Regions from separate parts of the Homo sapiens genome. Here all the other regions are linked to region 2. A link is an interaction called in ENCODE POLR2A ChIA-PET data of the cell type or tissue named here. Cell type or tissue: HepG2. All regions are shown on one strand. Region 1 overlaps PROX1-AS1 (PROX1 antisense RNA 1). Region 2 has its middle 62 kb from the start of LINC02775. Region 3 overlaps PROX1 (prospero homeobox 1).

Region 1 (4,000 bases), 72 kb before region 2:
AAGTATAGCTGAATGAACCATCTTCCACATGCAGGAAGAGTGCCCCCACAGCCAAACGATCTTTGTTCTTTAGTCCTGGGATAGAGATGGATTCATATCATACCACACTCTTGTACTCTATTTCTCTTTCTAAAAGAATGTCTTTTTCAAGTGATTTAAACATAAGATTAGGAGCAAAGTTCATTGATTGTCATAGGGTCATGACCTACAACTTGACCTTAGGAAACACTTAAACCACACTGATTATACAGATTTTTCTCATCTAATGGTATAATATCTATAACTACATGCATCTGGTAACATACTAAATGCTGTCTAGAACAACAAAGCAAAGCAAACCAAAAGCCCACAATTTAAATTAAAAAAAAAAAAAGATCTAAGCCCACCTTCGTAAACATGTGCTTCTGTAAGAAGTTAAAAAAAAAAAAAAAGAAAGAAAAGGAAAAGAAAAAAGATCCACCAGAAGTACCAAAATCAAATATTTATTAGTCTTTTAATTTTCTACTTATTTGAAATTCAAAAATAATTTTCATGCTTTGATAGGAATGTGCGGTTGTTTATCATTTCAAAAGCACTTCTCCTTTTATCACGAATCGAAGAAGAACTAACATTGAGAAACAAGGAACCAGAATATTTAGAGATGCTGGGAATAAACTACAAACTAACATGGTCAAGGGAGAGAAAATATGATCCTCTCAGAAGAATAATGTAACAACAATCAGAGCACATCTGGGATTTGATTCAAACCAACCTGGAACCAGATTGGATCTCCAAGCTGTTCTGTGTATACACACACACACACACACACACACACACAGACACACACGCTGAGATTTCCAAAAGTGAAATTTCCAGAAGTTATCCTACAGAGTTAACCCCAGAAAGGACTTCACTGGCAGACACAGGCATAACTTTACTCCTTTTGTGATGACCCATGAGTGGGGTCTATGGCAGTCTGAATAGATGGGCCTTTCTGTTGAAAGATTCTGCCTAATCCTTCCCACCAAAGCAGGGTTCTAAAGGTGTCAGCAGGATTTGGCTGACTGGATCGTTAATGGAGCTATGGTTAATTATTGACTGATTAGGGATTTACCTTATCTTTCCGTCAGGAGCTGGCTCAAGACTTAACGGTAAGCAATTTAGAGCCAGGGTGAACCTACACACATGCCTTTTTCTTCTTTTCCTTTGGGTCACTTTAGCTTGCCCCTCCCCATAATTCACATTCAGGACAGAATGGCCAGTCCTTACAAGGCGTGGGAGTCCTCAAGAGCACCGAAAATGAGAGGGGCCAGGTCCACGTGACAAGTGTCCAGAGACAGAGGCTTAGAGAAATGTGCCTTTTGCAAAACAGTGTTTATGTGTAAAGGTTTTCCAGTTAAGTCCCTGGGAGAAAAAAAAAAAAAAGCACTTGCTTTTTGTCTCTAAAAGGTCTGGTGATGCCCGTGGGTGAGAATCCACCCCGCACTCCCCAAGGCCCCTTGGCAAAGCCAGGGAATGAGTACAGGCAGCTCAGGCCCAGCTGCCCCAGATAAGAGGTGGCCCGTGTTAATGCACAGGCTTCCTCTGCACCTCAGCAGGGCCTTCCTTTTCTAAACAGTCTCCCTTTAATGTTGGCGAATGTTGTTTTTCCATTGACTCAACATCTCGCCTGGTGGTAAGCCAGTGAGGAAAGTTGCAGCGGGGGAGGGGGAAAGTGGGAGAGAGTGATGCCAAAGCAAAAGAGCGGGACGGTCAGCCAGGTTTCCAAACAAGCTAGACACCTGCTTTGGAAAGACAGTGACCAAGCCTAGACTTCTGGCTTCCTCTTCACTTTGATCAGCCTTTTGTTCCCTGCGGGTCTGTGATGGGCTCCCTGCCCCTCCCCTCACCACTGCCCCCTTCACTGGGAGCTACTTCAACTTAGAAACCATCAAAAATTCATAGCTTTTCTCTATGAATGTAACTGTCTTATCTGAAGAAAAGGGAAAACAGTTATTGGAATGCATGAAAGAAGAGAAAGGAATTCTAAGGAAGAGAAGATGGAAGGAAAGTAAGTGAGAAGAGGAAAATTGGAGAGAAAAATAAAGAAAGGGGAAAAGAGAATAGAGGAATAGAAATTAAAGGCAAAAAGAAAAGAATAAAAGGATAGAACAAAAAATAAAGAAAAGGGAGGAGGGCAAAGGAGAAGGACGGCAGAAAAGTGAAATCCAAAAAGGGAGCTTTTCTCCCAGAAGCTCAGTTTCTCAAGCCACAGGACCGTTCCGGGGCTGAGTATGAAGAACAAGGGCTTCTCTGGGCTACCCCAGGTCAAGGGGCATTTTCAAAACCAAATCTTGATTAGAGCCAGCTAAATGTTTTGACTTGAAGGAGACACTGAGGATTATAAAGCAAAATAGAGCAGCATGAGTAAGAAAGAAACAGGAAAAGAAAGAAAATTTTTTTACAAAAACTCATGGGGACACAAAGGGAATGATAGAAAACACTTCTGAATCAGCTAGTCATCTACTAACAAGCTGTAAAGATCTCCAATGACAAGTTGTCACATTAGTTTAGTGAAACTGAAGCAGTACTTATCCCCTTTCCTGTGCTTAATCTCTCCCTGCGTGCCACAAAAACATGCTACCACGTTTAATAGGATTAGTTTCGTTCACTTTCTCCCCCCACCCCTTTTATTTTTTACAATTCTATTTTCAGCAATACAGGGATCCTTGAATTCATCGACTTCCTGTGGTGCACAGTAAACCTGGCATACATGATTTTTACCCTTTAAATACTTTATTTTGAATGTGAAAAATGTAATTTATTTCCTATCTTCCCCCCAATAGCCATAGCTTGGGGTGTGGGGGCAGGTGTTGATGGTAAAAGGGTCAAGACAAAAACAGGGTTATGGAAAAGGGCTGACACAGCCCAATCCCTGCAGAAGCTACTGCCCTAAGCGAAATTGCTCTAGCTCAGACTACAGGCAGACCCGGATTCCAATTCTGGCTGTGCCACTTACTGGCCTTGCGGCCTTGAGCAAGTGGTGAAGCCTTCCCCAGTCTCAGTTCCCTCATTCAAACATGGCGATAATTCATCTCTTGGCTGTTGGGAGAATTACGCATACTATACTTTATTTCCTCACTTCTAAGATTCACTTTTTCTCATATCTTATGTTCCTAAAATCAGTGTCTCACAATCCATTGTGCATTTAAGATCCTCGTATTTTCCTTTTCTCCTAAAGGCCATCTTTAAATGGTGTGTCTTATAATCTACGACATTTTGGAATCAAGAAACGGGAATTTTGGGGTGTAAAGCACCTGTCCCAGTCCTGAGGCGTAGCAGTGCTCAGCAAGTGCTGGGAGTATCCATCGCCGCCCATTTTCACTATGCCTGCTGACTCCTTGCCGCATTCCCACGGAAAGATCACTTTGGAATAGGAGAGAAGAAGGTGTTGACACTTTTGCCCCTCGTCCAGATCCTTCTAGACTAGAGTTTCTAATTGAGGTTTCCGAGATCTGCCTAAATCAAACACCGATCATAACTGCCCATATTGGGTCAGAACCAAAATCCTTCGGTCCACTCTGCTCCCTCAAAGGGTCACCAACTGTCGTGCTTAGCAGTGTCTTGCAAACAGTAATTATCCGATGAATTGAATTATTCTGTTTTCTTTGAGTCCACTTTGGGTTAAGCACCCCCTCCCGCTCTCCCCAGCACCGCCATCAGAAGATTAGCAATGGAGAGAGAAGGGGATGAACTCGCCTGATGGTGGTGGGAAAAGGACGGTGGGGCAGGGAACAGGGACCCAGAGGAGTGAAAGGAGCAGCAGGGCCTAGGGAGGGGACGGAGGAAGATGGAGCTGGGAGGAAGTAGGAAGCTAGCGTGAGGGGCGCTGTCGAGGCGCTGAAGGGGGGCACACACCGAGGCGCAGCCCGCACCCCCAGTAGGCTGAGAGGGCGCCGGGGACCCGCACTGAGAGTCAAGGCAGCCCCGCTTCCCTACCCATAGCGCCCCCCGGGAGATAGTCCGGGACGCAGGGCCCCCG
Region 2 (4,000 bases):
ACATAGGCATGGGAAAAGATTTCATGACAAAAACATTGAAAGTAATTGCAACAAAAGCAAAAATTGACAAATAGGATCTAATTTAAAGAGCTTCTGTACAGCAAAAGAAACTGTCATCACAGTAAACAAATGACCTATAGAATGGGAGAAAATTTTTGCAATCTATCCATCTGAAAAAGGTCTAATATCCAGAATCTACAAAGAACTTAAACAAATTTACAAGAAAAAAACAATCAACCCCATTATAAAGTGGGCAAACGACATGAACAGGCACTTCTCAAAAGAGGACATTTATGCGGCCAACAAACATATAAAAAAATGCTCCACATCACCAATCATTAGGGATATGCAAATCAAAACCACAATGAGATACCATCTCATGCCAGTCAGAATGGAGATTTTTAAATTTCAAGAAACAACAGATGCTGATGAGGCTGTGGAGAAATAAGAACACTTTTACACTGTTGATGGGAACGTAAATTAGTTCAACCATTGTGGAAGACAGTGTGGCAATCCCTCAAGGACCCAGAAATACCATTTGACCCAGCAATCCCATTACTAGGTATAGTCCCAAAGGAATGTAAATCATTCTATTATGAAGATACTTGCACATGTATGTTCATTGCAGCACTATTCACAATAGCAAAGACGTGGAATCAACCCAAATGCCCATCAATGACAGACTGGATAAAGACAATGTGGTACATATACACCATGGAATACTATGCGGCCATAAAAAGGACTGAGAACATGCCCTTTGTATGGACATGGATGGAGCTGGAAGCCATTATCCTCAGCAAACTAATGTGGGAACAGAAAACCAAACACTGCATGTTCTCACTTATAAGTTCTCACTTATGAGAGTTCAACAATGAGAACACATGGGCACAGAGAGGGAAACACACACACTGGGGCCTGTCAGAGATGTGTTGGGGAAGGAAGAGTATCAGGATAAATAGCTAATGCATGCTGGACTTTATACCTAGGTGATGGGTTGGTAGGTCCAGCAAACCACCATGGCACACGTTTACCTATGTAACTGCACAAGTATCTCAGAACTTAAAATGAAAGAAAATAATTTAGAAATAAATAAATAAATGTCATTTCTGAGTAGTGGAGATAGGCAAGGAAGCATTTAGGTAAGGGGTTAATTTTTATGTTTACTTTATGCATTTCCAAAGTGTTTGAAATTTTTTAGCAAGCAAGCACAACTTTTGTTTGCAGGAAGCATATTAAGAGACAAGAGCAGAGAAGCAGTGGGGCAGGGTTTGGGGCTGAATGTACCCTTCACTGTCAGAGAGGAAACAAGATTCTGGCCTGGATGCATGCATCCCCTTGTCTGGTTTGTGCTAGCCCATGGGCACTCTGCACTGACCAGCTTGCCTCGGCTGTTGGAGACTCCACCTGAAGAAGGCAGGAGGGAGCAGTGGCACAGTTACTGGCTTGGGCTATGGAGTCAGACAGACCTGCGTCTGAAGCCTAGTCCATGACTTGCTCACTTGTCAGTCTTCTTGAGTCATAGTTTGTTCTTTTATGAAATAACACCTACCCCTCAAACTGAGTAATAAATGAGATGTGCTGTGGGAGGTACCTGGTATAATAGCATGTGCTTAGTAGAGGGTAGAGGAAGAAGAAGTCGGATAGGACAAATTACTGTTAACCTTGAGGAGTGCACCTACGGGGTGGTCACTGGCATTTTAAATGCCACCATTGGTGCCTTATTCCTTTTTTCTTGTTTTTCTTCAATTTAGTAGCCCAAATCAACCCACACTGTGCACCTGGTAAAGGAGGCAAGCAGAACACACGAACAGGAGTGAGCTATGTGCCCTGTTCTCAAAAGGTGGAAGCTCCCAATGGGTGTACAAGTATGTGTGTTACAGATGGGAGGGAGGGCATCAAATACACACAAGTCGTAATGCTGCATTGTGCTGTTCTCAGTGTGGTCGTGGGTTTGCAGTTCTTACCATGGTTAAGGGAAAAGTGGAGTAGAGTGGGGAAAGAGGCAGAACTTTATTTAGGAAGATGGGGGTTCATGGTAAGTAATCAGAAAAGAAATTAACTTGCAAAACAGATGGCACAAAAATCCCGCTCTGAGTTTGAGTAGAGGGCAAAATGGGAGAATGGAAGGAGATGGTGAAGAAGGCACGCTGCTGCTGAAACGTGCTTTGGGCTTAGTGAGAATGAACACTCCCACTTCTGGGAATTGAGCCTTGGGCAGAGCATGCACAGAAGCAAAGCTGGAAGGCAGAGGAAATCTGGGCCACCCACGCCCACACCTGCCCTGACCTCTCACCCTGAAGCCTCAGGAAAGGGAAAATCGATGTGCTCCCGAAGTGCAGGAGCCCTGGGTTTGGGACTGGAATTTGACCCATGCGGAGTGTTTACTGATCTGGAGACGGATAGGCTCAAATGAGCTCATCTTTATCTTGAGAGGAAATTAGGCAGCCCAGACCCAGACAAAGCCATGTTTTATTCAATGAAAATTTACCACCACCCCACCCTCCCAATGCACACAATATTACATGAAACATCTGCCTAAGTAACCTAGTCTCCAAAGGTTGGTTCTGAAAGATCAACAAATAGAGACTTAGGAGCTTAGAGAAAAACGAAAAAAAAAAAAGTTATTTCAGAATATCTTACATTTACCCCTCATGCTGATCTGTATCCTCTTTTTTTCACAGTTTGCAAATATTGACTAAGTTCAAGGGCAGTGGTTTAAGGTCTAACTTCAGAGTTAGCATGAGGTGACATACTTAAGATGGTGCAATCCTGTCCTAATGAAGAACATGTTAGATCCCAAGGTTGGTTTATGGGCAGTTCTTGTTCTTGTCCCAGTTGATATTTGTTTTATCAAGTCAGGAACTATTTTTGTCATCATTGTTAATCTTCCTCTTGCCAGATCTGTTTTGGCCGAGGGCATGCACTTGAGGTATGTTAGAAGAATGGAGTGCAGTATTGTGGGAAAGAATTATCACTAATTCTGTCTGCCTACAGCTTCCTCGGCCCTGTTCATCTGATCTCAATTCCCTAAACAAAATTGTAGATGGAAAGTCCTGCAAGTCCATGACCTGGTTCCAGAAAGTAGATTTTTGAGCTGAAAGAGCAAGATCGCAGCATTCCCATGATGACAATAGGTCTTTGTTATGTTGGAAAGAATTTTGACTTGTCCATCAGGGGAGATCTTGACAGAATATTTTGCCAATAAAGAAGTCTACCACTAAATGGGTAGGTCCAACTCCATTAGGCTCATCTTTGGCCTCAATGTTATGCAGATTTTTGCCTCAAGGATTCCTGAGACCTGGCCTAAGATGTCTGGTAGTTCTAGCTGGAACCAGAATCAGCTGGCATTTCTGACCCATGGGCTTTGGAAGAACACAGATCCTGGCTCAAATCTTAATGTCTCCGAGCCTCAGTTTCTTCATGTATGAATACAGTCGTGACAATGTTCTCCTTGCAAGCTTGTTATGAGGATTAAATGTGGTATTGTATCTGAAATCACTTAACACAGTGCCTGTTGCTTAAAATGGGATTAATATGTTCTAGTGTCCTTCCTTCCGCTCAGCCACTCCAGCTGCTGGTGTATCCCCTTTCTCTGCTGCATACATTTGACATAGTGGAACAAGGCCAGTAATGCTTGAGGGGATACCATCCTAGTTACAATGAATAGAGAAAAGGAAAGGTTCAACAATGTTCAGAACACCAATATTCACTTTAAACTTGTCTAAGCATAAATTATAGGCGCTCTGCTGACATTTGAAAGAATGGAAATATATAAATAAATGTATAGTTGTGTGACTGCTTCCTAGACCTGGACACAGCTTCACCCCTAAAAGAAAATCTCCATGTGGAGACCTTTGGGGAGAATTTTAATCTAAAAATCCTAGAGATTATCACAATATTCTTTTGAGTATTAATAAAAGGACTTAGTTACCCAATGAACTGATGAGTCCCCGGATAATTTGTTCAAAGGAGAGGTGATATTCTTTTAGCCTCATAGCAG
Region 3 (4,000 bases), 53 kb before region 2:
TTTATACTGTGTTTCCAAGAAACAATGGAAGTTCATATACAAAGAAATATTTCCCTTTCTCACACATTTGATGGACATTATTTTCTTTCTTCTTTATATATCTTCTTTCAGTTTTTTCTGTTTTTTTTTTTCCTTTAATTTGGCACAGGAAATAAGGTTCACAAATCCTGTATGTTAAAGAGTTTCTTTGGGCATTGGACATATTATTTTGGCAGATTTAAACAGAAGGAAACTAGTCCTGAAGATATATTTATCTTTATCTCGGTCAATAACTTATTATTCCTCATATTGATTTCTAAAATGTGGTAACATCCTTGTTTTGCAGTGAATCCAACTTTGTAATAATTTGTCATTAAAAGGACATTATGAAAATGTATAAATATTCTTATAGTTACATTAAGATATATCAACAGATATCATCTTCACCTATGATTTTACAAGTAAAAAATGCATAGCTAAGCTAAATAAGCAGACTTATAAAATGACTATTGTGCATTTATTTCAATGCTAAACTGACCATTTATGTTTGAAAGATGCTGCTGCTAAGGGTGTTCTCCTTCCCATTTTACATATGACAAAAATATTGTAAAATTCAAGAATAAAAGCTCTCTATTATATATTTGCATTTATTTTAGAGTCCTTTTCCTTTAATAGCGTTAAAACCACACTAATTGTAATGCAGAAATGCAATTTTTCATGTGAATTTCTCATAGTCTCAAAATTTAACCTTATTTCTTAAGTATAGAGCAGTTTCATCTTCCTTATAATATGAATCTCAATGCCCAAAATTTAATCAATTGGTTGTCAGAGGCTGTGTTCTTATAATCTACTGTTTCTTCTGAAGATAAACAGTATCATTTTAGGCATTTGTGAGAGAGAATCATATTACTGGTGCTTAAGCAGTTTTTGCTTAATTTTTTTTTAATCTTAATCCATCTTAAACCAGTGGAGCAGAAATATTTAAAAATGTTTCATTTCAAGCAGAGTGCATAATAAATTGCAATAATTGTAATGTGCCATAAATCCCAGAGCCTATGCATTTTGCATTTGATTCAGGATTGAGGTCAGGAAATTTGGAGAAATTTAAAGAAAATGATTCATCAGTCCTTTTGTTCTGTTGGCCAGGGTCCCGGGATTCTTGAGCTGTGCCCAGCTGACGAGCTTTTGAAGATGGCACAATAACCGTCCAGTGATGCCTGACCATGACAGCACAGCCCTCTTAAGCCGGCAAACCAAGAGGAGAAGAGTTGACATTGGAGTGAAAAGGACGGTAGGGACAGCATCTGCATTTTTTGCTAAGGCAAGAGCAACGTTTTTTAGTGCCATGAATCCCCAAGGTTCTGAGCAGGATGTTGAGTATTCAGTGGTGCAGCATGCAGATGGGGAAAAGTCAAATGTACTCCGCAAGCTGCTGAAGAGGGCGAACTCGTATGAAGATGCCATGATGCCTTTTCCAGGAGCAACCATAATTTCCCAGCTGTTGAAAAATAACATGAACAAAAATGGTGGCACGGAGCCCAGTTTCCAAGCCAGCGGTCTCTCTAGTACAGGCTCCGAAGTACATCAGGAGGATATATGCAGCAACTCTTCAAGAGACAGCCCCCCAGAGTGTCTTTCCCCTTTTGGCAGGCCTACTATGAGCCAGTTTGATATGGATCGCTTATGTGATGAGCACCTGAGAGCAAAGCGCGCCCGGGTTGAGAATATAATTCGGGGTATGAGCCATTCCCCCAGTGTGGCATTAAGGGGCAATGAAAATGAAAGAGAGATGGCCCCGCAGTCTGTGAGTCCCCGAGAAAGTTACAGAGAAAACAAACGCAAGCAAAAGCTTCCCCAGCAGCAGCAACAGAGTTTCCAGCAGCTGGTTTCAGCCCGAAAAGAACAGAAGCGAGAGGAGCGCCGACAGCTGAAACAGCAGCTGGAGGACATGCAGAAACAGCTGCGCCAGCTGCAGGAAAAGTTCTACCAAATCTATGACAGCACTGATTCGGAAAATGATGAAGATGGTAACCTGTCTGAAGACAGCATGCGCTCGGAGATCCTGGATGCCAGGGCCCAGGACTCTGTCGGAAGGTCAGATAATGAGATGTGCGAGCTAGACCCAGGACAGTTTATTGACCGAGCTCGAGCCCTGATCAGAGAGCAGGAAATGGCTGAAAACAAGCCGAAGCGAGAAGGCAACAACAAAGAAAGAGACCATGGGCCAAACTCCTTACAACCGGAAGGCAAACATTTGGCTGAGACCTTGAAACAGGAACTGAACACTGCCATGTCGCAAGTTGTGGACACTGTGGTCAAAGTCTTTTCGGCCAAGCCCTCCCGCCAGGTTCCTCAGGTCTTCCCACCTCTCCAGATCCCCCAGGCCAGATTTGCAGTCAATGGGGAAAACCACAATTTCCACACCGCCAACCAGCGCCTGCAGTGCTTTGGCGACGTCATCATTCCGAACCCCCTGGACACCTTTGGCAATGTGCAGATGGCCAGTTCCACTGACCAGACAGAAGCACTGCCCCTGGTTGTCCGCAAAAACTCCTCTGACCAGTCTGCCTCCGGCCCTGCCGCTGGCGGCCACCACCAGCCCCTGCACCAGTCGCCTCTCTCTGCCACCACGGGCTTCACCACGTCCACCTTCCGCCACCCCTTCCCCCTTCCCTTGATGGCCTATCCATTTCAGAGCCCATTAGGTGCTCCCTCCGGCTCCTTCTCTGGAAAAGACAGAGCCTCTCCTGAATCCTTAGACTTAACTAGGGATACCACGAGTCTGAGGACCAAGATGTCATCTCACCACCTGAGCCACCACCCTTGTTCACCAGCACACCCGCCCAGCACCGCCGAAGGGCTCTCCTTGTCGCTCATAAAGTCCGAGTGCGGCGATCTTCAAGATATGTCTGAAATATCACCTTATTCGGGAAGTGCAATATCCTTTTATTTTCCCCTCGAGGAAAAAACAAACCAAAAAAGGTTTCCCAAAAGGTTGGGTTTACACAATATCTAGAGTAATGTAGATTAGTATCTTCTTAAGAAGGCAACCTTTCCCATTATTCAAAGGAATAGGCTTTTATCAGCATGCGTGTGCCATTCCTGATTGCAGAAAAGCTTAAAACTAAGCCAACATCTTTGCAGCTTCCACAAGTTGTTCACTGCCTTGAGGAGCTCCTATTTAATATGTGCTTTCTCAGCAGTGTTTTTTTTCTGCTGTTCTTCCTGCATTATCTTCTTATCCCTATCTCTTAAAAAAAATAAAGAAGTAGATTTAGAGATGAGAAAACAGTCTCATTGTAAATACTGATTGAATTCTCTCAGATATTTTTTAAAGATGGTAAGTTTAATAGAATAAGGAGAAAAGTCAGTTTTCAGATCCCTAAGATCCCATAAGAAGAATTCTCAGTGTAAACCATCTGCAAGGCTTCTGGTCCGTTTAAAGACAGCCCGATGAAATCTTAGGAAGAGCGCTTTACAAGTGGGAGGTTGAGGAGGAAGAAAAATGGATGTGGGTGGGGAGTTAGTCTCTCTTTCATCTTTAAGTGAGACTTTTTTTTTTAAGGAAATATACAGGTACTGATTTATTCAGACAGCATCGGTCTCTCTCCCGTTCACCCAAGGTCTGTTCTTTGGGTCTGGTGCAGCTGCCTCTATGCATGATTAACCTCTGTTCAGCCATACACAGAAATCTTTTGTCCCAACATACACAAAGCAAATTATTTTGGAAAGCGAGAGAGCACAATTAAATATAAAACTCAGCTGTATTCGACTTAAAAATGGCTCTTTTTATGATTCTTTTAAATTCTGAAACTGACGTTTATGTAGAGATAACAGTTATATTTTTTTATTAGGCCTATCCCGAACTCCAGCTATTTTTAACTGAAGATTTTTTTTTCTCTCTGTATATCGGTTCTTTCTGTAAATTTTTTAAAAATCTTGTGGTCGTTGGTCTTTTGGGAGTAGTAAAATAGTAGCATTTGGGGGCAGGTGGAGGCATGTTTCTTATATAATAAACAGA

What was found. Peaks named below come from ENCODE experiments on the same cell type or tissue, not always from the same donor. Only the 100,000 strongest peaks of a DNase experiment are listed, where the experiment ranks them.
Region 1: POLR2A ChIA-PET joins it to region 2 with 8 read pairs; 3 of 35 experiments call an interaction of 5 or more read pairs at or near these places.
Region 3: POLR2A ChIA-PET joins it to region 2 with 6 read pairs; 3 of 35 experiments call an interaction of 5 or more read pairs at or near these places.

Annotation. Positions count from the first base shown.
Region 1 is chr1:213,976,036-213,980,035 of GRCh38, forward strand. The region is part of intron 1 of PROX1-AS1 (PROX1 antisense RNA 1); the gene reads right to left. Among named protein-coding and RNA genes, the nearest start is that of PROX1-AS1, 8.1 kb to the right of the region's middle. In HepG2, no CTCF peak of the experiment used is centred here; DNase peaks (open chromatin) are centred at 1,066 and 1,673.
Region 2 is chr1:214,048,402-214,052,401 of GRCh38, forward strand. No RefSeq gene overlaps it. Among named protein-coding and RNA genes, the nearest start is that of LINC02775, 62 kb to the right of the region's middle. In HepG2, no CTCF peak of the experiment used is centred here; DNase peaks (open chromatin) are centred at 1,250 and 2,440; H3K4me3 peaks cover 407 bases.
Region 3 is chr1:213,995,344-213,999,343 of GRCh38, forward strand. It overlaps PROX1 (prospero homeobox 1), which reads left to right. Exons shown (of 5, transcript NM_001270616.2): 2 at 1,126-2,917. The coding sequence starts at 1,193. Among named protein-coding and RNA genes, the nearest start is that of PROX1, 9.4 kb to the left of the region's middle. In HepG2, no CTCF peak of the experiment used is centred here; no DNase peak of the experiment used is centred here.